Linked DNA regions of Mus musculus: region 1 is linked to region 2. A link is a loop called in an ENCODE intact Hi-C map of the cell type or tissue named here. Cell type or tissue: heart. All regions are shown on one strand. Links, peaks and the distances in the headings refer to the core of each region. The heading gives the core; the rest is flanking DNA. Region 1 holds the start of Parpbp (PARP1 binding protein). Region 2 holds the start of Washc3 (WASH complex subunit 3).

The links. Hi-C counts contacts between places; a loop is a spot of excess contacts. Peaks named below come from ENCODE experiments on the same cell type or tissue, not always from the same donor. Only the 100,000 strongest peaks of a DNase experiment are listed, where the experiment ranks them.
Region 1: it touches region 2 in a loop (2.6-fold over the local background); 6 of 42 quality-filtered maps call a loop at or near these places.

What each region holds. Positions count from the first base shown.
Region 1 is chr10:88,140,779-88,152,622 of GRCm38, reverse strand. Parpbp (PARP1 binding protein) reads left to right here and starts at 5,682. Exons shown (of 11, transcript NM_029249.2): 1 at 5,682-6,127; 2 at 8,528-8,683. The coding sequence starts at 8,531. Nup37 (nucleoporin 37) reads right to left here and starts at 5,631. Exons shown (of 10, transcript NM_027191.2): 1 at 5,551-5,631; 2 at 4,244-4,461. The coding sequence starts at 4,399. In heart, for the core only: a CTCF peak has its summit at 5,655; a DNase peak (open chromatin) is centred at 5,632; H3K4me3 peaks cover 2,487 bases; H3K27ac peaks cover 1,506 bases.
Region 2 is chr10:88,195,622-88,207,465 of GRCm38, reverse strand. Washc3 (WASH complex subunit 3) reads right to left here and starts at 6,369. Exons shown (of 7, transcript NM_026070.3): 1 at 6,174-6,369; 2 at 5,556-5,654. The coding sequence starts at 6,224. In heart, for the core only: no CTCF peak of the experiment used is centred there; a DNase peak (open chromatin) is centred at 6,315; H3K4me3 peaks cover 1,486 bases; H3K27ac peaks cover 1,584 bases.

The DNA of each region.
Region 1 (11,844 bases), core at 2,498-10,497, 56 kb after region 2:
AAGGTATACTGATTCAGAATACTGGCGCACAGTGATAATACTATAATAGGGAACCAGCCACACAAATTTCCAACCGAGAAAGGCAGTGAGGGAAGATATTTAGGAGTCTTCCAAAATGGCTAAACTCCTAATTCTCAGATTAGTTAACAGGTATACAAGGATCTATTTTATTTATTATTTACATGTTTTACAGTATGCTCTCATATATACTTTTGTTGAATCCCAGTAGATGTATTGATTTTTCCAAGATAGATTTTGAGATCCCAGCAAAGTCATTTTGTAGGCATGCTACCCAAGTCTTGATACAATTCAAACACTATTTGAATGAAACTTTAAATTCCAGGTAAACTTAACAAAAGGATTTTCTATTAACCAAAGAAGTGAACTGAAAAAAAAAAAAAAAAACCACTGCCAGGTTTTAGTACTTCATAATTTGTGTATATTACAACTAACCAGCTAACAGATATGCCAATGCAGCAACCACTAAGCAGTTTAAAATTAAGTGTAAGAGCCTAATCATAGCTGCCTTCACAGACTGACTTAGATCTATTTTTCCATACTTGATGAACCTAAAAATGAATTTTTATATAAAACACACATTACTTTGCTACTGTAACAAGAGTGATGAAAAGCAGGGCCTGAGTTCGTTCCTCAGATTAGATATGGAACGACTGAGCAGTCTTAGGAATAATGAAACCACAGGCACTGCACAGGCGAAGCTTTATGTACCAACAGGAAGACTTGCCCTGCCCCTGGCAATACTGTCTGTTCGTGAGTCAGCCGATGAAAAGGGTAGTGTGTGTGTGGTATAGACAGAGATGAATGCTATTTTTGGTTCAGTGTGGGGTGTAGGCCGTATTGTATAGGCAGGAAATTAAGAGACTTTGGAAAACTTGCTGTAATAGAAATTATTATGGAAGGTTCCAGCAGTTTGAGGTTGAGGAACAGCCAAGTTGGTGGAAGAGCTTTTCTGAGGATTTGAAGTAGCAGGCCTTTCCACCACACCCACTGAGGCCTCATACAGAATGCCGGTTAGCCAAGGCTGGTTTATCTAATGCAGCTAGCTCTCTTATTTAGTGCTCTCAGTTTAACTCAACACCTGAAAAAATATTAAAAAACAAAAAAAACCTCTCTGAATAATTCCAATGAGAAAAGCAGTTGTTTTGGGAGAAGCAGATTCAGTAGTAGATAGGGCTATTAGTGTTCTCAATGGTAAGCAAGCCAGAGTGTTTCCATGTCAAGTGTATTCAATGCCCCAGTTCTGTCTCTGGAACTGTGTAAAATAAGCTGAATTTAGTGATGTCAAACCTTGCCAGGGGAAGCTCTGTTAGGTGAACATATTCAGAGCAGAATTAGCACCCGTTACTGCAAACAAATGGAGGTGACAAGTCAAAATTTGCCAGCCTAATTCCTCTTCCATGAGTTTTTAAATATTTTTAATATAGCTGTGAAATTTGTTTCCGAATACATTTCCTTGTAATTAGAATACAATGCTGAGAAATAAAGATCAAAAACATTTTTTATCAACTTATAGAGAACTGTTGTCCGAAAAGATAGCTCCTAGAGCCTAAAGCATTTGAAATGCAGCCAGTGTGTATAGTTACTTTATAAGGTATAAAATGAACATGTATAAAGATCTCAATGAAATCTATCAACATAAGACAAAGTCTACGATAACCTTTATATTAATTATATATGAAGTACTCTACTTAAAATTCATTCTGCCTTTTACATTACTTTTATCGTGTGTGTGTGTGTGTGCGCGCGTGTGTGCTATATACAGTACACATGCTGAAACCAGAGGACAACCCTCAGGAGCTGGGTCTGTTTCCCACCATGTGGACTTTGGGCATTGATCTTGGGTCAGGAGGCTTGGTAAGAAGTGTCTTTACCCACTAAGCCATCTCCCTGGCCCTCCTTTCACGTTATCCTGACGTCTAAGCTTATCTTGTGGCTCCTGTTATATTCTAACTGAATTCTAGTACTGAATGAGCTCTGTTCAGCTCCGCATGGTGTTGACTTGGGGTTAATATTCAGGTGACTAACATCTGAGTCACAACTCTGCCTTCCCAGTTCCAAGTCTACTGTCTTAAGACTTCCAGTCATCTTTACTAACTGTCCCTCGTTTGAGTTGGTCCAGTCTATTAAACAATGTTTGGCAGACAAAAGGCACTCAGTCAATACTTGTTCAATGAAGTCAGTTATCAAAGGATTAAGGTATCTTTCTGTTTCTTTTTTCTCCACAAAAACGTGCCTGCTCAAACCATTCTCATTCAAGCCCAGCCAGACTTCTTTATTATGGAAGAGTGAATAAGGTTTGAAACTTTATCCTTATTTGGTCTTTTATAAATGAGGCAGTTTTAAGAAGGCGCTGCTTTCCGACTCTTTGGGAATAGGGCAAGAATCTCTCTTAGTTTCCTGGCCCTTACTACACTCATGACGTTTTTACAGATGTGTGGCAGTCAGCAAGCCTACCATTTGTACTCATATTTCTGGATATGTAAAAGGACAGCACAAGAGTCTGAAAACCGTCCTGCTGAAACCCAGAGTTTTCTGTAGTTAGTGCTTCCTGATGACCCTACAGTGGAGACTGGTGTTTTTCTGATAGGCTTGAAGGTTCGAGGTGGGAGAACGGGAATGAATGTTCAACAGCACCCAAACTGACAAGAGAATAGGGACTTGTTTTGGATCTCCAAGGGCAGAGTGAGGAAACTCAGCTCTCCAGGATCAACGGCTGACTTCATTTGAACAGAAACACAAGAACGGGTCTGACGGAAGAACAGATTTGATCTCTTCCTTTGTCATGCCCCCCAAACACCGCTGAAGCAGAATGGAACACGAGGAACGGCACAGTTGTACTGAACTCCACCAGAATGTGATCTGTCTTCTCTATGTGCTCATAAAAGGAAAAAGCCTCTTGTTTTTCCTTACACAGTTTGGAAATAAGACCCGAGGATCAGCAAGGACAAGCGTTTGAATGATACAAACATTCTTCTCATTTCCCTGCCTCTCCTTGTTGTCTGCCTTCTTCATCTTTCCTTTTTCTGATTTTTCTCCCCTATTGATTTCCCCTGGTGTTTCCTAACTGAACTTGAACTGCAGGTAGATATATCTGTCAGTATTTGACAATGAGATTCTATGTCCACATCTGTTAACACAGCAATGAGGGAAGCTCAAGCCTACCTCTGGTCGCTTGCGTTTTCAACACGTAAGTGGTCCACATTGGAGAAAGTTTTTAATAAGTCTTTCTTAAGCCAAGGCCACATTATTTGCCTGACGCATGACTTATGATTCTGACAGTCTAGCAGAACTTAGGCCAAGGGTCATAGAAATATAGTCCTGTAAATATTATTTTGGTACACCATAATAGCAGAAACGAAACTCTGGGAAGATGGGGTGGTGTTGAGCCTTCAGTGCCGAATGCTTCCTATGTGGACCCTAGGTTTTCCGTGAGGAACCATGTAATAAGTCTCTTGGAAGCGATTTCTCTTGGATGATTAAATATGAGGGTATAACTGCCACTGCTGCTCATACTAACCACAAAATACACATATATGGATTACCATGTGCCGAATGTATTCTGGGAACTTTATGTGCACTCACACACTACCCCTCACAAACCAAATTAGGTTTCCCGAATCTCCACTCTTAAAGGGATTCAATCATATTCCTTACCTTCAGAGAAGAGCGGTTCAGTATCTAACCAAGTTTAGCCATTCGAAACTAAGTGTCTAGGTTCTCAGGTTACACAGACCTCAGAGAGAGCTATGATGAACGCCAGCTGTAAATGTAATCCTATATGGTTATATGAATATCTGCTGCAGATACACAAGGTGTGAAAGTAAGCTAATAGGAAAGCTGAACATTATCTATGAAAGCTAGGAATTTCTTGGAAGATAATTGTTTAGCCTTTCAGTATCACCTTGTTTCCTATGACAGAATGATGTGGGGAAATCTGAAGTGTATCTAATACATAGAAATACATGTGTGCTCAGTTATGTTGGACTTTATCAGAATACACCTCTACGAATCATTGGTGAAAGAAGACCTTCATTGTTTTTACATCTATCATCTATATAATGTATACACATGTCTCAACAATTAGTAACGGGAATTCCCTGTAGATCTTCAAAAAATTTTTTTTTCTTGTATTAAAAGCAACATACTTTTAAGTTCAGCTTTGGTTTGTACACATTACTGATAAAGTATCTCTACTGTCACTCCGTATAGTTTGTGGACTAACCTGAAACGTACACATGCCAACAACCACATAATTACTGCCGCCATATGCAATCAGGTTTCCTGAATCTCCACTCTCAAAGGGATTAAATTCTACCACGTGCACATAATCTTCGCAATCCACGGTGTACGCAGCATTTCTTGTAGCATCTTGCTTCATCTTGTATCCCAAAGCTGGAGCAGTTGTAAGAATCAAATAGTTGTTTATTGCCTGTCAGGAAACTGTGGATCACAAACAAAATTTACAAAGTGTTTGTCATTCAACAGAAGAATCATAATGGGGCTTGGTATAGCAATGTCAGAGCCAGCTCAAAAGAGAAGTCTGCTTATATTAACACACACATGAATAAATTTAATACAAATAGAGTCCTAAGATTATTAAGCAATAGAGATGCAGCACTATTTGTAGTTGGAAAGTTGTACTGACACTGTCATATGCAAGAGTACCATAAACGCCGGTACTACCAATAGTCCCTTCTTTGCCTATGAAGAAATTTGCCAAGTTCGTCAACAGGTTGAGGATTTAAAAGATTTAGCATGTGTTGGGCCTACATGCTAGAGAAAACACAAATACACACACCTGCCTATCTCAGGACTATGCTACATTATTTGTTCGAATTATATGACCTTTAACATTCTAATTTGACAGACCACCTGAACTATCAAGGGTCCGATGAACTGGAAAGTCCCACCCCTGCCTAAAGACACATGGAGTCCAAGAGCCTTGAAGGATAATATCAGGTAGCAATAGTTATAACCAACCATTACCCATGCAATAAAATAAGGAGATTAAAAAATACAGGCTCTGGAGTAATGTGTGATACTAACGTTATTAACACCTGTCACAATCCTCAACTAATTTGTCTCGAGACAGGTAGTGTGTACTGTAGAAATAGCATTCTCACGTGCAAATTAATTTTTACTTTGTTGTTAATGAAAAGGAGGCACCCTAGGCTAAGAAAGAACACGTAAAATCCTGAGTTATCTGCTGAGTTTTTTCAGATTAAGTCCCATCTCAGAGAGACTGGACACATGTTACGCGGGACCGGCAGGTGAGAAGACCATAGAGCAGAGAGGTATAAGGCATGCAGGGGACTTGAGGTCCGGATTTGATGGCAACCCCTGACCTCCAGGTCTTTAAAGCCCTGGGTCAATATTCCCAGGGTCCCTGGAGTTGTGTCCCCCACGCGTCGCCCGAGAAAACCCACTCCCACCTCGCGAGGTCACAAGGAAGAGCTCTGGAGAACAGGGAAGCGCCCCTGGGGAAGCAGCACAAGCTGGCGATCCCCGGTCACCGCACTCGATACGCACCTAAAGCAGGGGAGGCGACCTGGGCAAGGCTCTCCCGACCATAGGTGGCCAGGGCGTGCGCCCGCTCTGCTTCCGGGTCGGAGGGCGAGCGCGGCGATTGGTTCCCAGGTCGTGCCGCGAGATTTGAAAGGGACGCCGAGGCGATTCAAACCTCTGCCTTCCGGCGTCCTGGCTGCGCTGCTCCTCCCTCCGCTTGCACCCAGCCTGGGTCACTGGACGAGGTGGGTCTGGTCTCTTCTGTGCCCCCGGGTCGCAGTTCCAGTGGGCATTCGGGCTGCTGCTCTGCGAACGCATCTCGGTGACAGCGACGTGCCAGCCAGTGGCGTTGTCTGCGCAGTGGCTTCGCCCCGACTTCACGGTGTCCCGTGGAAAAAAAGACGCTAGGGCTTCGGCAAGACCGAAACCCATCAAAATCTTCTTTTAGTCCGTTAGATCGGGGATCTGGCACACGACGAGTGCAGGCTTCTCAGATTTTCTGTCGTTGCATCCTTCAGAGGGCCATTCCGGACCAGGCAAGAAGAATAACTGTCACCTGTCATCTTTTAATGGAGATTTGCTAAGTGCTGGCAATAAGGAGGTTGGCTATTTCCTTCACTGGTGCCTTATAATTCTGTTAAGTAGTCCCAATTATGGACGTGGAGAAATTTGTGGTAATCACGAGGTACAGCTAATGCAGGGGTGTGGTGGCAGGGATAGTTAGCTAAGTGTGGTGCTCTCTCACTTTACCTTCCAGCGACAACTACCTGTCTCAGATTTTCTGCTCCAGTGCACTTTGAATCCAGTTTAAAAGCAAGAGTTTATTCCCTCTGACACCTTCTGTTTTGTTCATATCCAGCGTCTCATCGAGTCTTCACAACAGGCTGGGAGGTAGAACAGAGGGGGCGGCATAGTCCTGATTGCTTTGTGACCATTCTTATACCTGGGCAGCCAGATCTAAAGTTAGGTAACCCTGGAAAAGCTGGAACTACAGTGGATATTGGCATGCCAGCCCAGATGCCTGTTGGTGAATAGCCAGATCTAGAACTAAACATGGTTTTACATGTTTAAATGGTTGATGGAAAAAAAAAATATTTCAGGCAAACTAATCATATCACCCATAGCTCATGCTTTTGTGTCTTCTTCAATTTTGTTTTTTAAGAGATAAATAGGAGATAACCTAGGTGCTCATCAGAGAATTGTGAGTGAGGCCTGGGGAGGTGGCTCACTGGATAAAGCGCCTGGACAGCTATGAGGACTGGAATCCAAATCCCCAGGGCTAACGGAGACACTGGTGTAGTAGTCTGCTTGCAACCCCAGTGTGCTAGAGGTGTAGACAAGTGATGCCGGGGCAAGTCAACAAGGTGGAGAGCAGTGGAGAAGACACTCAGTGTCAACCTTGGGCCTCCATACACATGTGCTTACATAAAGGCGAACATATACACACAGCAGACTTGTAAAAAGAGACACAGAGAAGACTGGAAGTAGAGAGGGGACTGATTCCATAGCATGGCTGCCTAGAATACAGACACATCTAGGCTTATTTTGAAAGGGTTCTGTATGCATGCAGAAGTTAGGGAAAACTTAGAAATCTTGAATTTATGCTTTTTTGGCTATTTACTAGCTTCGTGTCATTGAACATTATTTTCTTCATGTGTCAAAACCAGACATTTGTAGACTGACATCATCAGGACACAGGAGATGGAACAAAGTAATTAATATTAAATGGAAAGTATTTGGCACTAAGAAGCTTCATTTGTTCGTTGGCTTATTATCAGTTTGCTGTGTAACAAAACATCAAAAACCATAGTCACTGTACAATAGCAACCGAGTATTTGCTTTGAATCTGTGGGTCGGCAGTTTGGGCTGGTTAAGTTATTGATTCCTCTGCTAGCCTTGAGCAGATGACTGGTGCTGCCGGCTCACCTTCCATGTTGATGGGGTCTCCCCAGGATAAGCTGCCTCTTTCATGGCTGTGAGTTGTATCAGTTGGCAGCAGGAATACCTTACTTCTCTTTGCATGCTTTCTTCAGCACCTTACCCGGGCTTGGGAGTTAGGTCTCCCCAGAGGGGTCATTTGCTAGGAGGAGCAGGAAAGTCAACATTGAGGTGTAGCTGCAGGTGGGAACCACTGTAGCAAAAGGATCAAGGTAGTGTTAGTGAAGGGAAAAGGCATGTGAAGTAGATTGAGGGAGACCAAGCCCAGGCTTCTCAATGTCCTCAGAGAGTCATGCTTAGTTCTCCCAGACACAGGCTGTGACAGTCATGGGGAATGTTGTCTATTGAGGAAAGTTATTAGAAACTCTGCCAGAGTTTTTACTGGGGAGTAGACTCATAGGCATGCCCTGTCCAACATGTACCAAAAGAGACCAGAGTCAAGGAAATTAGGTGTTCATCATAAAACACATATGATTTATAAAAACAGTTCAGCACAGTTAAATACTCTTAATGGAAACTCTACTGGAATCTAAGTTTTTAGAGCCTTGCTATAGTAACTATTTCACACAAACCTCTTAAAGCCTAGGCTTAGAATTCTAATTATTTCATAGTCTACTACTCAAATCAAGTCTAAGACTGTTCCCAATTCAAGTGAGCAGAAAAGAAAACCATTTATTTTGGAACAATACACTCCCACCCCAAATCTACTACATATAGTACCATTTGTCTCAAAACAACTATCTTAAAATACAGATTTAATTAGTGACATCTGTGTCTATAATTACAAATTTGCATGTCTGTTTTATGTGAATTTTCAAAATTGAAGGTTGGATTTTTATGATTTCAAAAGATTTGGCTTAAGAAAACTAAAGGAGAGGAAAATATGATTGGGCAGAAATGGTATTATTTGGTTTTTAAAATTTCATTAAAAGCACTCTTGGTAAATGTAAAATGAGTTCTTGTTCACTGCTTATGTTTTCTAACCATGCTTGCTTACACATGTTAAATGTTACTTTCCAATTAAAACAAGGCACTTTAACATTGTATTCTGTTCTTCTCTAAGAGGATGGCTGTGCTTAATCAGCTGCCCGTCTTGGGTATGATTAAAGAGTTTAGGAGGAGTTGGCGTGCTCTTTGTAGCTCTGAAAGAACTACGTTATGCGGTCCAGACTCCATGCTCCTGGCCCTGCAGCTGTCCATGGCAGAAAACAACAAACAGGTCAGTGTACTATGGTTAGCTTAACTTTTTTAACCCAATTTTACTTGTTGCCCAGTATAATAAGTTTGAGCCTAATTACACACATCATTTTCTTTGCATTATTTGCCTTCCTAAAATAGAGTGTTTCAGAAATGCTTCTGCATATCTGTCTCAAAATATTACAGTTGGAACTTTTGGAAAAAAATTGCCTGTATATCTGAAATGATTTATTTTGTGTGTATAATTTGAATGTAAAATGTGGATACTTGGTGTGGTGGTTTGTATATCCTTGGACCAGGGAGTGGCACCATCTGAAGGTATGGCCTTGTTGGAATAGGTGTGACCTGGTTGGAATGGGTGTGTCACTGTGGGTGTGGGTATAAGATCCTCACCCTAGTTGCCTGGAAGTCAGTCTTCCACTGGCAGCCTTTGGATGAAGACATAGAACTCTCAGCTCCTCCTGTGCCATGCCTGCCTGGATACTGCCATGCTCCTACCTTGACGATAATGGACTGAACCTCTGAACCTGTAAGCCAGCCCCAATTAAATGTTGTTTTTTATAAAACTTGCCTTGGTCATGGTGTCTGTTCACAGCAGTAAAACCCTAACTAAGACACTTGGTATCTCATGAAAGAAATCATAAAGATTAAATCTGTAGCTCTTATGATTAAATATATTCCTACTTAATAATTGTTCCTTTGTTCCCTAAAAAGAAGCCCTAGAGGAGCAGGTATCATTTTTATTCAATGTAAAGTATTTTATGTCTACTTTCAGCCCTGTTGTATGGATTTAGTGTTCTTAAATCTGTTTATGCATCAAAATCATTTGGGAGGTATTAATTAATTAGTTTGTTTGTTTATTCTTCTCTCATATATTACATCCTGACTGCAGTTTCCCCTCCTTCCTCTCCTCTAAGTCCCTCCCTCTCACCTCCCCTCTCCCTAGATCCACTTCTCCTCCTTTCCCTTCATAAAAGAGCAGGCCTCCCAGAGATATCAACCAAACATGATCAAGGCTGGATAAGGCAACCCATTAGGAGGAAGAGGGATTCAAGAGCAGGCAAAAGAATCAGAGACCGCCCCCACCCCCAGTGTTGGGAGTCCCAAAAGAACAACAAGCTACACAATTATATATGCAGAGGACCTAGGTCAGACCCATACAGGCTCCGTAATTGTTGGTTCTATTTCTGTGAGCCCCTATGAACACTGGTTATTTGATTTTGTAGGCTATGTTCTTATGGTGTCTTTGATCCCTCTGGCTCCTAAAATCCTTCCTCCCCGTCTTCTACAGGATTTCATTTTGGGAGGTCTTTAAAATATATTAGTTCATTGGAGCTTGGTGCCCACAGGCCTGTAAATCCAGCTGCTCAGAAAACAGAAAGGTGATTATCAGAAATGAGTTCAAAGCCTGTCTGGACTAAAGAGTGAGCTCAAAACTAGTCCATGCCTTGGGCCTTTGAGGCTCTGCCTCAAAATAACATATAAAAGGGGGCTGGAGAAATCTCAGTGGTAGAGTGCTTCCGTAGCTCATAGGAGGTGCTAGGTTCAATCTCCAGGACTACAAACAAACAACTCAAAGTCGCTGCCATGTCCTAATGGAGTCTTCACTGACCTGCTGGAAACTACCCTGAAGAAAATCTCTACAAAGTGATTCACATATAGGCAGCTGGGGTCCACCTTCCAATAGAGATGGGGAATTGAGTCCATTGAGACCAATGCTTGTTAATTTCTGTTTTGTTGTTGTTATTGGTGGTGGTAGTGTGTGTGTGTGTCCCTTCATTGGGTTTTGCTGGTGCGAAATTATTTATTGCCTATATTTTCGTGGATGTACTTGACCTTGTTGGGTTAGAGTTTTCCTTCTAGTACCTTCTGTAGGGCTAGATTTGTGGATAGATATTTAAATTTGACTTTATCATGGGATGTCTTGTTTTCACCATCCATGGTGATTGAAAGTTTTGCTGGATATATTAGTTGGGCTGGTATCTGTGGTCTTAAGAGTCTGCTGGACATCTGTTCAGGTCCTCTGGCTTTTAGAGTAAGCTTCCTGGACCTTTATAAACATAACCTCCTTTAGGTTAGAATTTTTATTTTTGATTTTGCTTCAAATATTTTCTGGGCCTTTGAAGTGGGATTCATCATCTTCAAGTTCTATTATTTTTAGATTTAGTCTTTTTATGGTGTCCCATGTCTAAGAATAGATGTTTTGTGTCAGGAATCACTTAGATTTAATGTAATGTTTTCTTTGATATATCTGTTTCTTCTGTCCTATCTTTAGTGCCTGAGATTCTCTCTTCTATTCCTTGCAATTCTGTTGGTGATGCTTGCTGGTGTCTAGGCATCTGGGTTTGGGATAATTATTGGTTTAGGTGCCGATTTCTGAGGTTGTCTTTGTTAGATGGATCTTTTCTTTTCTTTTTTCTTTCTTTCTTCTTGTTTCTGTTTCCTCTCTGGTCTTCTGGCTGAAGTGGCTTGTGGTTGACTAGAGGGGTTTTTCCTGAGTTGGCGGCTGGAGTTCTGGTGGCCTGCTGGGGGTCTTGAGGTTCTGGGTGCTGGTGTGGCCTCTAGTGGAGCAGGGGACTTCCACTGGAGGTGTGGGGCAGGATATGGTGATGAGGAGAGAAAGGGGTGTTGGGGATAGCTGGGTGGGTGCTGGGAGAGTGTTGGTAATCTGAAGGTTGGGGGCTTATCTGGGAATCTGGATGCTCAAGTGTCTTCTTGTGGAGGAAGGGTCTCTTAAAGATGCTTTAAGTCTGGATTTCGAATAACATATATGACTGGTTATCATAAAAGATATAAAGATAGAGATGTTTAATAATTCAAACGTTTGTTTTGGATGTATTGTTTTTTGTGTGTTTCTTAAGATTTCATGTCAACTACTTAATTACCTAATTCATCTTTGAATGGGATTACTGTAAAAGTATTAGCAGAAACTGGAAAAAATTAAAACTGTGGAAGGTGGCATATATCCCATTTCACAGACCCACATATGGATACTAAAATATTTCCTTTTCATGCTGAATTGAAAATGAGAAGTTAGAATTTTGAATGAGTTAAGGCTGGTGCCTTTTGGGATTATTAATATCTTACATATTAATGTGGGAAAAGAATGCATTGAATAAGAAGCAAACCTTCAGTGCATCTGCTAAAAATGTGTCATGTGGCTATCCAGAGAGATACTTGAAG
Region 2 (11,844 bases), core at 1,394-9,393:
AGCTCAGTTTGTTTCCATTTTAATCCCAGTTGAGGCTGAAATGGTTACATTTATGCCAGATTTAGATCAGATCAGGGTGTTGGTTGGTGGGTGGGTGGTTGGGTGGGTGGGTTGGGTGGGTCTTTCTCCCTGCAGCTCACTCCTAAGTAAAAAAGCAATAGCTGATGCTTTTTTTCTTTTAGGAAAGTGATCATTTTGGTTTCTGTTAAAGCTTGCCAAACAAGGAGAGGTTTCCCAGGGGCTCTGAACAGATTAAAAAATGATTCCAGAAAGCAACTTAGAGATACATTTATAATATCTTCAAAAGTTATCATATTCACAAAGATACTACATTTAGTAGATACAGAGCCACAGAACTATAATATAGAGAGACTTTTTTAGTTTCTTCACTTCGATAAGGGCTAGAATCTCAGTTCGGTTCTTTGGGTTCTGTGCTTCTCTCAGCCAGTTAGAGTGTATCACACAGCTAGAGATAAACCCCAGGGACTCAAATAGTGTGGAATGAACAGAGAACAAACCAGGTCAAACCCCCATATCTGAGTTTGTGGACACGCCAAAGAGAGATGCCTGGACCTGTCCTTAAGGAAGGGCTGTGACAGCTAAACACATCTAATTCAGTTAGTATCACTAACTGCATATAGCTTACAACTGACAAAAGTATAAAAAAACTGCCAAAATATCAACTGTAATTAATGAATCATATATTCTATTATCAAACATAAAACCAAAAGGCTGGATAGCAGGAAGATGGTGACCTAGGACTTTCTAGTACCCATGTACAAGCAAAGGCATTGATTTAATCAAAGAGCCACACACAAAGACACTTCCACAAGAGCAGTGGTGTGTGTATGTGTGTATGTGTGTGTGTGTGTATGTGGTGTGATGTAATTTATGTATGATGTAGACAATTCATATTTCTGGGCTTACCTCTCACCAAACCCCAAAAAGAAGAAACACCCCAAGAAGCGAGAACCACCCTCTGCCTCAGAACCCATCATAAGGACCACCCCAGGCAAATCTAGCACTAGACAAACCCCAGTGGCCCCAGATGGCTAGTACCACTCATTATCTGTTCAGATTTCAGAATTTCAGACTTCATGCCTGGCCCACTTGACACTAGGTGAACTCTACTGGTCTAAATCTCCAGATCAACCCAAGATTCAAGACAGCCCAAGGGTCAGGATACTCCTCATAGACTCCGTTTCCACCCTCAATAGGGCCATGATGCCCAGACTCAGCCTTTAAACTAGCCTCTGGGAATGCAGGTTCTAGGTCTATCTTACATTCTAATTCAGCCCAGAGCCAGGCAGACCACACAACTTAAGCTCCAGGTTTATGTCTCTGTCTCTGAGTCATCAGAATGACATTCACGAACACAGTGGGGCCATTCCCTCCAGTCTCACTATCCAGTCTGACTACAGAGCTTCAGGCTCTGATGGACTCAGCCCAGAACAACCTTCCCAGACCTACGATTCAGGCCAATATATGCAGTCCCTGGTTAGTTTCCACAACTCCAAGTTCCAGCCCTCTAAACATGTGGCCCATAGAATCAGCCCAGCACCCATTATCCCATACTATAGACCAAGCTTGTGGATGTAGGCACTGTACGTGGTGGCTAGTCCGCGGAGCTAGCTACGCAGACTCAGAATCCAGGTAAAACCTAAACAGACCCTAAAGCCCCCACAAACTAAGGCTCTCAGAAGACCCCTGCAGATGCAACCACCAGATTATACAGAGTGGACTGGATCTACCCTCTCAGATTCAGGTTTCCAATACATCCCAGAGGGTACAGGACTGGCCAGGTCCACAGCCTGACTTTGTAAACTCAGGCTCAAGGCCAACTACAATTCCAAATCAGTCTCTGTAGACTTGGTATGTAGGATGGCTTCTTAGAGACCAGACTCTAGGTCTTTCCTTGCAGATCCACATCCAAGGCCCACCTCCTAAGCTTCTCAATACATCCATCTCACTGGATCTAAGCTCAATGCAGAACAAAGGGTGTGAGATCTGTATACCAAATGCTATAAGACATCAGAGAAATCAGACAGAAATAAATGCAAAGACATCCTGTGTTCATGGGTTTGCAGAATATTGCTAAAATGTACAAATGACCTGAAAATGGTTTATAGATGTAACATAATCTCTATCAAAATTTCATTATTTCTTACAAAAGTAGAAATTGTTTCATATAGGAATGCACACACACACACATACATATACACACATACACACACACACACACACCATACAGACTCAAATATCAACAGCAAATCTAAACGAAAAGCCTAACTAGAAGCATCACATGACCACACAGAGATGGAGCTTATACAGGGCTCACTAACAGAGACTGTCGTTCACCAAGGCTGACCTGGTTACAGCGGCTGCTGAGTGCCAGCAGCTGCTGAGTACCGGAGACCAACAGCGAAGCCCTGGCAGGCACCATTGCCCTGGGTGACCAGCCAGTCACCTGATGGAAGGGCTACTTCACTGGGCTTCTTTCTTCCTGGAGAGCTCACTGCTTTGTCGTTACTGGAATAGATACTTCTTCTGGCCATGGATTTGCCATTTCTGCAGGTATTGTCTCTGCCAAACTACCACTAGTGGACTCAGAAATGCCATCTCCACCATCACAGTGTTCCACACAGCATCCTTCTGACCCAGGAACTCACTTCATAGCCAGAAACGTGCAGCCATGGGTCCAGGCTCATGGAACTGGTCTTACCATGGTCTCTATCATCCTGAAGCAGCTGGCCTGAGAGAAGGGTAGAATGGCCTTTTGAAGACAGAGACAGCAACGGTGAGGTGGTAGCTGACTGGAAGATGGAGGCAGGCTTCTCTAGAAGGTAGTATATGCTTTGAATCAGCACCTAATACTTAGTACAGTTTCTTCCAGAGCTAGGATTCATGAGTCCAGGAATCAAGGGGTGGAAAAGGGAAGGGCTCCACTCACTACAGCCCCTACCTAGTGACCCACTACAAGAAATTGTGCTTCCTGTTCCTATGACTCTAAGTTCTGCTAATGTCGGACTTCAAAGACTGACGGCAAAGCTATACAGACCAAAACAGGATGGTACTGATCAAAACAGGCTGTGGAACAGAATAGGGTACCCGAAATAAAGCCAACCATTTATGATCCATTGATTTTCACAGACATGCCAAGAACACACAATTGGAAAAAAAAAAAAAAGACAGTTTTTCCAATAAGTGGTGTGGGATATACATAAGCCAAAGAATACAAATCAGAGGCTATTACACACCATGCACAAAAATCAACTCAATATGGACAGAACAGTCGCACGTAAGGCCTGAAACTATAAAACCAAAATCAAACTCAAAAAACAGAGCAAAGAACAGAGTAAAAGATCAGCGGGGGGATGGGAGAGGTGAGGGGCCTGGAATGGTATTGCTCAAAGGCACGGAATCTCAGGAGAGAAAGTTCACTGGGTTCACTGTACACTATAGTGACTGCCGCTAACAACAAAGGACACTCTCAATCAAGAATGATGAGACCACAGTGGGGCAATGGTGGCTCACGCCTTTAATCCCAGCACTCGGGAGGCAGAGGCAGGCGGATTTCTGAGTTCGAGGCCAGCCTGGTCTACAAAGTGAGTTAGTTCTAGGACAGCCAGGGCTATACAGAGAAACCCTGTCTTGAAAAACCAAGTAAAAAACAAACAAAAACACCACAATTTTCATTCTTTCCACACATAGCAAAGTAAGTGAGGCAGCCCGCATGAGCTTAGATATTCTATAGTGGGCACAAGAACCAAAACAGCACGTTTTACATCTGAAAGACTTTGTAATTTTTACTTGTCAAAATGAATACAAAAAAGAGCGAAAGGGAGTAGGCTAACTTTGTATGATCTGAGCTTTTTATCCAACACCACTTTTCTCTGGAGTTCAGGGAAACACTAGGAGAAACGGACCAATTGTGGGGAACGTCAGGAGTGTGAGAGCTGAGGGGAAAGTGTGGTTCTGAAGGCTCTGCTGCATTAGTGCTCAGTGAGGTGACACCTGCCATCTTTGATCCTGGTCGTCAATAAGCAGACAGCGGAAACTGAGGGGACTACAAAGACAAGGGGTTATCCTCACCCCAAAGCAGCTTACAGCAAATGGCTTTTCTACTCATTTGCTAGTTTTATTTACCTCAAAAAGGGCAAGCGCACAACCATAGAAAATGAATATCTGCTTTCTTCTGCTAGAAGCTCAGTCTTTATATACTCTAACCTAGCATAAAAAGGGTAAAAGAATTCATATAAGAATGGAAAGGTAAAAAACCCCTTTACTCAGTGGGTTCCTTATCCTATTTAGAGAAGCAACTGTGTGAGAGAAATACCGACAGGGCAGACGGCTCTGCAGCTGAGAGCACTTGGGCAAAGGACCCAGGACTGAGTGCCTGCACCCACAGCGAGGCTCATAAGTGTCCATAAGTACAGTTCTAGGTAGCCTTCAGCATTCTTCCGACCTCCATAGGCATCAGACATACATGCAATCAAAACACTCACACACATATCATAAAATAAGTACATCTTAAATGTTCTCATAAACCAAAAAGAGAAGAGAAGAAGTGAGGCCTAGGAGCAAGCACCAGTCTTGGGGCTGTTCAAACACAAGGCACGCAGAACTGGGCTCCTTACTGCATCAGCACATGTTTTACTTTCATTTGTCTCAGTGGAAAAGCTGAAGGAAATCTGATAAAGAAAGAAAGACCACGGCCGGGCTGGGGGTGTCGGGGCAGAGTGCATGTGCGGAGCATGTTCAAGGCCTTAATCACAACCCATCATAAACAGATCAAACTGTACTCAAACCAGAAGCTTCCTGTCTCTGGGCAATTCCGATGAACAGCCACACATTCAGCAATCACCGTTTTCTCAACGATAAGCCTCACATATGACAATATAAGAAAACAGGATATTAAATCGATCCGGCTGTGACTTGTCTATAGGTTTCTAATTTGTTATTTCCTTTCTTAAATTCAGTTTCAATATATATTCCCCATTTTCCTCTAAAATAAACAAAAAACAAAACTTTTTGCAAGCTCAGGAGAGGTTCCTGGACCTGGCACCTAATTCTTATCTATGTACTTAATTATCACTTCATGATGTATCCAGTTATTTGCAGAAAAGTATTTTTTGAAACATGTATCTCTAGGCTGCCTCCATGAATCCTTTTTGGCACAAAGGATGGAAAGCAATTCGATATAAACTCGAACATACATTTAAAATGTAATCTCTAGAATAGGAAGATGAAACAAAACCTTTCAAATAAAAAAAAAATTCCACTGTGAAATTCTGGAATTCCCTTTGTTATAATTACAACAAACTTGGCTGAGCTATCTCATGGAAGCTTCTAGAATACTAATTCAGTTGAGACAGCGCACAGGACTTATGGGGACAGAATCAGAGATGCTAAGGCCTTAAGACATTTGAATTTCATGGCAAAGTGAACACACGAAGGCTGTAATTCTTGTTTGACTTCATTTGACTACATTTGTCACCACGAAAGACGGAAGGCGACTTCTCGGCCGCTCCATGAAGTAGTAGCCCGGGACCTACCTCCTCACAAACTGCGGAAAACCGGTTGAGAAACTGCACAGTGTGCACCACAAACTGGTTTAGAAAGGCCACGGTTCTTTTCTGTTGAATAGCTGGCACCTGTGTCATGTAAAAAAGCAAACACGATTCTTACAGGAGAAACACACTCTCTGCAATCCTTTGGATATCTGGATTTCATAGAGGGGGATGGATGGTCTTTGCCCTGGGACATGTGGTTCACGAAGGGCTAAGAAGAGTCGCTGATTTGTTTTTCTGAATCTTGTGTGAGTCAAACACACACACACACACACACACACACACACACACACACACACACACACGAGCAGCTAGAGAGTCGAATAAGAGGTGAAGTGTCAGAGGTGGTACTATCTCCAGACTGTCAACCTCGGGCGTAGAGACACGTGATGTGGGGAGCAAAGGCTGCGTGGCACACCAATTCTTTTCTTAGCCCAGGAGGGACCCCTTTCAAAGTGGACTGCAGGGCTCCCCCCATTGCCCAGAGTAGGAAAACAGGGGCCCGGATTGGGCCTGGAGAGGTGGCGTCTCCCTGGGAACCAGGGCCCCTTGGCCAAGCCTCCTTCCCTGTTTGTCGGACGCTCAAGTCGGTCTTTTACAAACCTTGGTCAGGTCTATGCCTGACCCCATGAGAGGAAGCCCATCCTCATCCATCTCCTCAGCGGATGGGGACCCCGGGGCTCAGGCACAAGCTCCTCCCAGCCCAGTAGAGAGCCCAGACTCCTTTCCCAAGTTCCTGCCTTCGGGGCCTTTCCGGAAGAAAGCGCGAGTGTTCACCATTCAATGGGTGGCTTCAGAGAGGCCGCCCCGCCCCCTCGCTCTCGCTCAGCATTCTGGGATTGGTAGTTCATGATTCCGATTGTAAAATTGGGCCGGGGAAAAGCTGCTGATGAGCAGGTTTCACAGTTGCTGTTTTAGCTGTAAAATCTGAAAAAATCTGAAAAAGAAAAGGGGGTGGGTGGGTGGGAGTGGTGGAGTGAGGGAAAGAGACGGAGAGAGAAATAGAGAAAGAGAAACAGAAAGAGACAGATTCAGACAGACAGAAACAGGGAGACAGACGCAGGGTTGGGATGAGGTCAGACTGGGAAAGTTAGAAGCTGAGCTGTATCCGTTTTGAGATTTTAATTGCTTAGTCCTGTTACAAAACAAACAAACAAAAAAAAGATCCATAATTCACTGAAGAGCACTTCTCTTTTTGTGTAATCCTACTAAGTGCCAGATACTCTGTTAGCCCTTGTGAAGTCTAGAGAAGTCTGTCAGAACTTGTCTTCAGCCCTGGCAAGCCTCATGCACTGGAGATCCGTTTCTAAGGGTGTTTGTTTGTTTGTTTTGACATAACATAATTTCAAGCAACAACTGAGACACACAGCTGTGAAAGTGACTGCACTTACGTCATGTAAACGATCTTACACCTACAGTATGAAGATTTTGGTTCAGAGTTTGGCTGCACATTTTACCAGCGATGTGAGTTAGGGCAGGTCACCTAAGCAAAAGTAAACCTTTTTATTGTACCAAAACAAGTACTGAAGAAGTGACAGGATCTCCTCTGCTACACTAGTCAAAGGGAGGACATGCAGAATTTTGATGTGCAAAAGTTAGATGGACGTGCAAACAAACTCCTGTGAAAGTTGTGGCATTGCAAATTAGCATGTACAAACACTTGTAGATCCACGAGTACATGCACACCACATGCAAAGTGTGCGGTTCTGTGGATAATAGGAGCTTCTAAGTTGTACAAGAAGAGGAAGCCGACTTTAGTATCTACTTAACATTAAGAGCAGTTAAGATGACAATCTGGAATAAACCTTTGTCCAAACAAAGGTACAGAGACATGAGGGCATATGGCGTTTAAGGCAAAGGAAAGATTGTTTGGTGGTGTAAGTAGAAATGCCCAGAAGTGGAGAATAATGAAACAAGGCAGAAGTAGACACAAAAGCTGACGAAGGGCCTTTTATGGCAGAAGAAGAGTCATGTTTTTCTGAATGGGATTCGTGAGCTTCTGTTTGGGAGTGCTTCTTAAAACGCCCACTCCAGGGCCGGGCGTGGTGGCGCACGCCTTTAATCCCAGCACTTGGGAGGCAGAGACAGGTGGATTTCTGAGTTCGAGGCCAGGCTGGTCTACAAAGTGAATTCCAGGACAGCCAGGGCTATACAGAGAAACCCTGTCTCAAAAAACAAAAAAACAAAAAAAAAACAAAAACAAAAAAACAAACAAACAAACAAACAAACAAAAAATGCCCACTCCAGAGGTTAGCCTTAGACAAGCCAAATCAGGATCTCTTTTGGATAAACGTGAATACTTGCATTCTAAAATGCCACTCCCTGGAAAGCTGTGTGGCTAGCATAGCCACCTTCTTCATTGATTGTTTCTAGGCCTTCATTGTGTTACCTGCAGCAATGCTTTTACTGTCAGGGTCTATGGGACTTCACTGACCAAAAGCTCTAAAAGAGGTAATCCATTCCTAGTTCTAGGCTTTTTGTTAGCCTGCAGTATCTAGCAGGGGCATTGTTGCCATGAAATAGGGCAGTTCCATTAAAATTATATATGCACATTGTATTACTCAGGGTTCTCTAGAGCCACAGTCTCTACATACCACCACTCCTGAATCTGGGACTTGCTTTGTCCCAGGCTGACCTTGAACTCAGAGATCTTCTTGCCTTAGTCTCCTAGGATTCATAGCCACTCTGCCTCAAGATCTCCATGCCAAGATCCAAGTCAGAAATTTGTATCTCCCAGCCTCAAGATCTGGGTCACAGGTGAGCCTTCCGATTCCAGATGGTAGTTCATTCCAGATATAGTCAAGTTGGCAACCAGGAATAGCCATTATAATCCACCCCTTGTCACTTGACATAAATAATATCTCATGTCCCCATGAAACAATAACAAGATCACGAATATGCATAACATAATATAACTATTCCTTGTAAAATTGCAAACGCATTTGTAAATTTACAATGGGGAAATGTCCCTTGGGAACGTTATTTTAGTATCTCAACGTAAATATCAATTGATATTAAATAAATTGGAAGAAAGCACAAATAACTACACAAATATGTTCTTAACAGAATAAAACAGAAGAATTCATATTACTTTATAATCCTTGTTTCTGCAACTGGTTATGTGGCCTTAGATGGTATTTATAACTACCTTTCTTTACTACCCATTCTGTATTTCCTTTACCCTCGGCAAGGACCTCAGCAGGTCTTGGCTCTTTTCTTGGAGGAGTGACCCATACCTTCATTTCTGATGGGTCTGTGTCCTTTGTCATCCAGCTTGGATTAGGCTGTTTTTGTTTGCCATTGACTTTAGTCACAGGACATGGTAGAACTAAGAGAAAACCTATGGGATCTCCTGCACTCCAGACATAATCCCTCTTACCTCCATTGTGGAGAGGTGATCCAATTTCTCCAAGGTAATCTGGATCTATCACCCCTCCTAACACTGTTATTCCTTTCTTAGCCTGTTGGGCATTAGAAGCCCAAAATGACCAGTGGAAAGTCCCAGCTCCCAGTTCAATGTAATGTTTGCTGTGGCTCCTGGTACAAAGCACTCCCCACTCCGAAACAAAAATTTTTAGGCCAGCAGAACACAGAGTTGTGGGGACAGGAAGCAAAAATTTTCCTAGAGGGTCACTAGGAGTGATAGTGAGTGGAACTATTCCCTTTTCCACCCCTTGATTCCTGAACCCATGGATCCTGACTATGGGGGAAACTGTACCAAATATCAGACGCTGATTCAAAGCATATACTGCCTTCTGAAGAATTCTGCCTCAGCCCTCATAGTTGCTGCTGCTACATAATTGGCGCTGTAACCGTGTCTTCAAAAGGCCATTCCATCTTTCTATCAGACCAGCTACTTCATGATGTGGAACATGGTAAGATCAGTGGATTCTATAATTGTGGGCTCGCCGTCACACTTCTCTGGCTGTGAAATGAGTTCTTTGGTCAGAGGCAATACTGTGTGGAATACCATGATGACGGATAAGGCATTCTGTCAGTCCACAGATGGTGATTTTGGCAGAGGCATTATGTGCAGGAAAGGCAAATCCTTAACTAGAAAAAGTATCTATTCCAGCAAGAGCAAAATGTTATCCTTTCCACAGAGGAAGTGACCTACCTGACCCCAGGTTGCTGGCTGGTCACCTTGATGAATGGTGCCATGTCTGGGGCTCAGTGTTAGTCTCTGCTGTTGGCAGATCTGGCATTCAGCAGCAGCTGTAGCCAGGTCAGCCTTGGTGAGTGGAAGTCCGTGTTCTTGAGCCCAAGCATAACCCCCATCTAGGTTACCATAGCCATTTTGTTCTTGTGCCCATCCAGCAACGACACGGCTGGCTGCAAAAAGAGGTCCTTTGTCCATTTGAAGAGATCTAACCACATACTTCTTCCCCAGATGTCTTTCTCACCAATTTTCCAGTCGTGATCTTTCCAAGTCTTTGACCATCCAGCCAATCCATTGAGCTACTTGAGATACATAGAAATCAAAATCATATCAGGTAGACTTTGTTCCATTTACAGAGCACAGAAAGAGTAGAGAATATAAATCTCAAGGGCCCTCGGTTTTTCAGAATGGTAAATTAGCATTGGCTTCAATGAAAACCCTCCAGCTTCTTTAATTCCTAACAAGAGAATCAGTCTGGCCCTGGAGGCTTTGACAATGGCATGGACATATCTCTGGCTATAAAAGTCTGACATGGCATCTTCCAATAGAAGGCTGTTCCCTCTGTGTTGAAAGCTGGTTGGCTAGCATAGCCACCTTCCTCACTGACTGTTTCTAGACCTAAGGGATATCTTGCTGCATCTTCTGCATCATCACTTGCTGACTTCATTGAACAACTTCTGCTAGCATCAAACTTGCCTTTCTTTGGTGGGGCCTTCCCCTGTCTCAATTTTCATAGAACTGAAGATGATCAAGACCTTGTTCTGGATTAGGCTTTGACTAAGGAGAATATGGTGGCTGGACTGACTTGCTATGCAGACCAATAGCTTTCTCCATATTAATAATAAAGCTTTTTTAGGTTGGTTTTATTATCATTCATATTAATTCCCTTCAAAAAGTTCTTCTCAAAAAGTTTTGTTTTTTACTTGCAAGTTTTAACAATAAGTTTTATAAAATCCAGTAAGTTATATCGTCTAAAAGCTTTGGCAACTTGATTGTTTGAGAGAACGGGAGTGGTTTGGGGCATGCCAGTGCTCTCTTCACACCTTCTTCACCATCCTTAACTCTTTTACCATTCGGTTTTAAATGAGATAGAGGAGATTCTTCGTTCACATGGGAATGTAATACACCACCATGTGTGAATTTACTGTTTTCATTTATTTTTTTGCTGTTATTTGTTTATTTTACAACCTGATCTCAGTCCCCCTCCTCCTGCCCCCCCCCCCGCCTCTCCCCCTCTCCTTCCCTGTGAGAAGGGAAGGCTCTCCTGGGTATCAACCCACGCTGGTACATCAAGTCACTGCAAGATTAGGCACATCCTCTCCCACTGAAGCCCAGTTAGGGGAATGGGATCTTCAGGGAGGCAAGGGTCAAGGACAGCCCCACTGCTAGGAGTCTCAGCCAGAGTCACCCCCATAGACTCCCTGGAGCATCCCTCATCTCAGGTCTCCCATGTCCTAGAGACATCCCCCCTGCTGCCTATTTACAGTCTTTTCTCTAGGCTCTCCCTACACTTGATCTCAAAACCCTGTTCCCATCCCTATCCCCTTTCCCACCCAGTTCCCTCCCTCCCTCCACCCCCTCCTCCTTCCCTCTGTCCCTCCACCTCCAATGTTTATTTTATTTCCCTTTCTGAGAAAGATTCAAGCATCCTCCCTTGGGTCCTCCTTGCTATTTGGCTTCCATGGGTCTGTGGATTCTAGTGTGGCCCATTATTGTGTTTCAGAGGCGAGAGGGAGACATAGGTGGATGGACTGGTCAGGACACAGACGATGCTTATGGGTTAAGTCTGCCACCTTATATGGGCATGATTTGTGGCACTCCAAAACAATCACGTAACATCAATGGTTACAGATGCCAAATTACTGTAACAGACACAATGAGAAGGTTGGAAATGCTGAGAACTTCTAAGATGTGATTTAGATGCCTGGAGTGAGCACACACTGTTGGAAAAGGGATTAAGAAATAGACATGCTCCATGCAGTTGTCACAGAGCTTCAGTTTGTAGGGAGAGAGAGAGAGAGAGAGAGAGAGAGAGAGAGAGAGAGAGAGAGAGAGAGAGAGAAGCAATTATCTGGAAAGCCCAGTAAAACTAACCACAATAAAAGGAGGTATGCC